Linked DNA regions of Homo sapiens: region 2 is linked to region 1. Evidence: chromatin loops called from intact Hi-C (ENCODE). Cell type or tissue: mammary epithelial cell. All regions are shown on one strand.

Region 1 (2,500 bases):
TACTTTCCCCAGAGATGAAGCTGACAGATCCAGTGGGAAAGGACTGTGCCTTCTTTGTTCAGTTGCTGATGTGAGCCCTAACGACAGCAGTGATACAATTTACATTCAATAAGCCATGAGTCAGAGAATATCATCTAACTTTTTATGAGAATAAGATACTGTAAATTCAAACTTGTAATGAAAGACCTTACTCTTGGTTTGACTGCTGTTCAGTCTTCTGGCAGGGATGGGTAGGGTGGGATACAAGAAATGCCTGAAACATTGCTTCTCAAATCTTAATGTGCATCTGAATCACCTGGGGATCTTGTTAAAATGCAGGGAGACAAGAATCCTGCATTTCTAACAGTTCCCAGGTGTGGCCCAAGCGTCCAGTCCACAGACCACACTTTGAGTAGTAAAGCTCTAAATATCAAATAGCCTAGTTGATGTTTTGTGGGTTTTTTAGTGATGAAGATTCTGTTGAGGGTGGAGGAAAGGGAGTGATGGTATGTAAGTGCTAACCCTGGATCTAATATGACATCATTTTATATTAGTAATTATATTCAGAAGACTTGATGTTTTACCACTTAATATTTGTTCATTGGAAGAGCAACTGAACTTAAAGCAAATCAGTAATTTCCCAACATCTACAGCCTATTTTATTAGAAAATAAAAAGATAAACATCTGATTTGAAAAGCGATAAAATATGTCATATATGCATGTCAAGCATCAGTTCTGATCTTTAGGTAACTGAAGGCATAATCTTTCATTTTGGAAACAGACATAATGCAATCTCTGTATCATAACTTTAGAAACATCTCCGAGCAGCATGTCTGGCTGACGAGCCAAGACAAGTATAATAATAAAAAAAAAAAATTTGTGACATTAAAAATATCAGATCTCAAAAAAAAAAAGACATTCTTTTAACTAGCGAGGCAAAGAAAAATGGGAAAGCTATAAAAGCTTGTTTCTTTATCAACAGTAGGTGGTGCTACAATACAAGTAAACAGTAAATGTACAGCAAGTACTTTTCTTGTCAGCATTCAAATAATGATTTAGTTATTATTACACTTTCTTACAGATCAAGATCAAAACTGTCTTGACTTTATTATACAGATTATTGGACATGTTTTCAAAAGTTTTCTACTACCAAGAAACGCTAGGAATCTACTGGTAGTTTAATATGTCAAATAATCTAACTTTTTTTAAATGTATAAACTTTTGTGTGCCTATCTTGTTTTTAATTCTTCTTAAATTACTTGGGGGAATGCTAGTGATCATAGTTTGTTATACACTGGCATACCAAGGAGGTTGTGAAAATCTCCTCCGTTGGAGACTGTTGAAAAGCAACACAAAACCCTCTATTGCTTTCACAGGACTTCTTCAAAGCAAGTTGATGAACTTTACCAGGCAATGCCTAGAAATTATTTCCTGGCACAAAGTCTAGTGGCAGGACAGGAAAACACTTCCCCAGAGTTGCAACAGTTCTCACAGTACACCCCATGAGTCAGGGAGGTATGACAAAACAGACGAGGGATCAGCAAATTTTCTAGTGGAATGCCTAGTTAATACCTCTTCCAATAGCATTCATTACTGTAGAGTTTAGGACAGTTTTTCACACATTCCACTAGGCAGAGATTAATTTGGACTAAACCTACCTATTATTCATATATTATTAATAATCACTTAAAACAGATGCTCTAAAATCAGTATCCTAGAAATAATAATTTTGATGAAGGTGGAATAAGATTGTTAGAGCAAAGGGGGGCAAGTCCAATTAGAACGCAGGACATTTGAGGAATGGCAAGTCTTTGGAAGTGGTTGTGTTTCTGTCAGGGCTTTGATGAGACGAAAACAACATAAGGATATGGAGTACCTGGGAGAAAGAATGGAGGGACAAAGATGGGAGGAGGGAGGACAATAAAACATAACAAAAACAAAAATCCTGATTTGCGCTTTTGTCTTAAGTCATGGTAGCACAGATGTGTAAATTGCCAGGCTCTTTGTAACACTTGATCTATGCAAGAAAGGTAACATCCTGCAACATCCTGTGATTACAGGATGTCTAAAGACAGAGATCTAAACTTGAATCAACAAAGTCCCTGCCCTCAAGAAGCTCCCAATCTAGTGTTTCTCTGCTATACTTACAGAGGTGGGCTAACCTTTACTACATGAAAGAGCAAGGCATTGTCTCACAGGACTTTGGTCTATTCACTTCACAGATATAGAAAGCAAGTCATCCAGGGATGAAAACTAAGTCCCACAACTCAAAAGGCACAGAGTAGGAAATATTTTTGGCAAGAACTAGCTCTTCTGAATATGTCATTTAATTTTCTCTTCATTAATGTCATCAGTAAATATTAACAGAGTACCTACTGTGTTCAAGGTGCCAGTGTTTCTCTTAATCATTTTCAGTAGAAAAATCACAAGTTTTTCTAGATTCTGAATGCTGCTGTCTGGGCTCCTATCCTAGGGCTGCCTTGTGACAGCTCCCTTTGCTGGTTTAGTTTATCAGACTCT
Region 2 (2,500 bases), 1.0 Mb after region 1:
GCTAATGGTTTGTATGTCAAAGTTTCTTTCAGGCCTGTAAAATCTGAATCTGAGAGCCGGAGAGAAAAGAGACTCAGTAGTTATAATGACATAAAGGTGCAGACATGAAGCAATTCAACTTGTCTGTGCTTTGCAGACAAATGTCAACAACTGTTGGAATCCCTGCAATGCAACAATCAGAGATCATGTGAGATTTTGCTTTCTGTTTTTACTAAAAGTGTAAACCTGGCTGCAAGATAACCAGCAAACAAGCAGCTTCGATTTTGTGTACAAAGGACTGTTGATTATGCATGGACTATTTTCTTCAGTCACACTACTTTGTATGGATAGCAACACTGTCAGTGATGTCATCTTTTTAAACAACAGATCCGAATGTATAGGCACATTGTGTCAACTGAGCCCAAATCAATGACCTGGGTAATGCAATCAGGGTAACACTATTATTCCTCATCTAAACCATCCAAGCCCATAGACAAATAAATGCTAATCTGATGCATGTTTAAGGAATACGTTACATGGGAAAGAAAATCAAGCCCTTGTTTAGTTTTATTTACATTCTAATATGTACTTCCAGAAAATGCATCACAGAATTTACGTCATATGCATCAGAATAAGCTGTTTTATTTTTGTATTAGTAGCGGGCTAAGTTATTAACAATCATACTTTCTTGGATAAGAACATTTTTAACAAGGATATCTTCTAAAGAATGTGTATTCGTATAGCATACCAATACCTTTTCACAACTGTGGAATCAGAATAATTTATGGCATTCCCGATAGAGGAGGCAGCATTGTTTTTATTGATTGGAATAAGGAAAATTTTGAAGGATGTATATATAGCTTTTAGTTCCATCTCCGCTTGCTTTATGATTCGATTATTTGTTTACTTACTTTCATATGGGCATAACATGAATTTAAATCAAGCAGATTTAAAATTTTTCAACAGTTGGAACCTAAGCTTTCTGAGGTGAAAAATGTTTCTTAAAAGGTTTGTAGGAAAGAGATTTAACGAGTCTTTTCAATCGTTTAATAAAAGTATACACTGAGCGCCTTCTACAGAGTTGGGCAGGTGCTGCCGAGAAGCTTAGCGCTACGCCGGCCTCCAAGACCGCACATCCGGGACATTCGAGAGTCAGTCCGAGGCCCCGCCCTCCTAAGGGCGGGGCCACTGGGCAATCGGCGCAGGCCCTTCGTCGTGCCCCGCCTCGTCTGCCCCGCCAGCGCGTCGAGGGAGGGGCCAGCGACACATGGCCTAGTAACTGTCCGGCCGCGGCGCTGGCTTAAGCCATGGCTGAGGGTAGCCGGATTCCTCAGGCCCGGGCGCTCCTACAGCAGTGCCTGCACGCCCGGCTGCAAATTCGCCCAGCCGATGGGGACGTCGCGGCCCAGTGGGTGGAGGTAACGTCAGCCCGGCAGCTCTCGTTATCCTCCGGCGTGCGGGGCGGTTTTTTCCGCGTTGTCTCGGTGACTCGTCCGCTCTGTGTCTCCCTCTGAGACCGGCGGTCCGGCCGCGGGGATACCGGGTCAGCTTGAAGCTGGCCGCGGTGGCCTGCCTGGCTGCGCTTGTCTTTTCGGTCCAGCATCACCGTTCCCCAGCGCCAGTTGTAGCACCCGAGAGGAAGAGCGTGTCTCCCTTCTTGGGGGGACCACAGGTATTTGAAACTGAGTTCGGTGAACTTCAGGCCTTACTGTCTCAGACCCCTTGCAGCTCGTGGTCTATGCTGGTCGGGGGCAAGCTTGTAGGTCAGGTTTGCTGCAAGAGTTCATGATCTGCTTTGACTTACGCCTCAGATCGCGTCGAATTCCCCCCTATGTTGACTTGGTCTTAGCATAGAAATGAGATTTCCTAAGAAACAATTCTATTTCAAGAAGCCTTTTAAAAGTTTTGACCAATTTCCAACTGAGAAACAAAGACCTCTACTTTTATAACAATGTTGCCTTATCAAACACATTTCTCCAAAGAATTTAAAACATTTATGTCACTATGAGTTCCTTCTACTTTCATACATACTTTACTTTTTAAGACCGCCTGCCCCCACTGCATACAAAAACAAATAAAATTTTCTTTAAGGCCTCTGACGTATTTTTGGAGTACGTTGAAATGTAAGAAAAAAATTAGTTCATAATTAAGACTTTTGTAGATACTCAGAAACTTCAGTGTAGCAAAATCTCATTCGCTCGCCTTTTCTGCTGAATTCGGTCCCAGATCTAGCATTACTTAAAACAATTTTAGTTATTATTTTACATTTATTTTATTTTTTATATTTTATTTATTTATATTTTATTTTATTTTTTGAGATGAATTCTCGATCTGTCGCCCAGGCTGGAGTGCAGTGGCACGATCTCGGCTCACTGCAACCTCCGCCTCCCGGGTTCAAGCAATTTTCCTTCCTCAGCCTCCCGAGTAGCTGGGACAACAGGCGCAAGCTACCACGCTAACTTGTATTTTTAGCAGAGACGGGGTTTCGCCATTTTGGCCAGGCTTGTCTGGAACTCCTGAC

The links. A loop is a pair of places that touch in the nucleus more often than their neighbours do. Peaks named below come from ENCODE experiments on the same cell type or tissue, not always from the same donor. Only the 100,000 strongest peaks of a DNase experiment are listed, where the experiment ranks them.
Region 2: it touches region 1 in a loop (5-fold over the local background); 4 of 110 quality-filtered maps call a loop at or near these places.

What each region holds. Positions count from the first base shown.
Region 1 is chr14:32,468,070-32,470,569 of GRCh38, reverse strand. All of the region lies in intron 2 of AKAP6 (A-kinase anchoring protein 6), which reads right to left. Among named protein-coding and RNA genes, the nearest start is that of AKAP6, 140 kb to the right of the region's middle. In mammary epithelial cell, a CTCF peak has its summit at 960 (motif pointing right); DNase peaks (open chromatin) are centred at 109 and 1,469; H3K27ac peaks cover 2,242 bases.
Region 2 is chr14:31,456,180-31,458,679 of GRCh38, reverse strand. DTD2 (D-aminoacyl-tRNA deacylase 2) reads left to right here and starts at 1,174. Exons shown (of 3, transcript NM_080664.3): 1 at 1,174-1,397. The coding sequence starts at 1,287. RefSeq lists enhancers at 1,010-1,189, 1,330-1,539, 984-1,569, 1,570-2,155. In mammary epithelial cell, no CTCF peak of the experiment used is centred here; a DNase peak (open chromatin) is centred at 1,189; H3K4me3 peaks cover 1,154 bases; H3K27ac peaks cover 1,053 bases.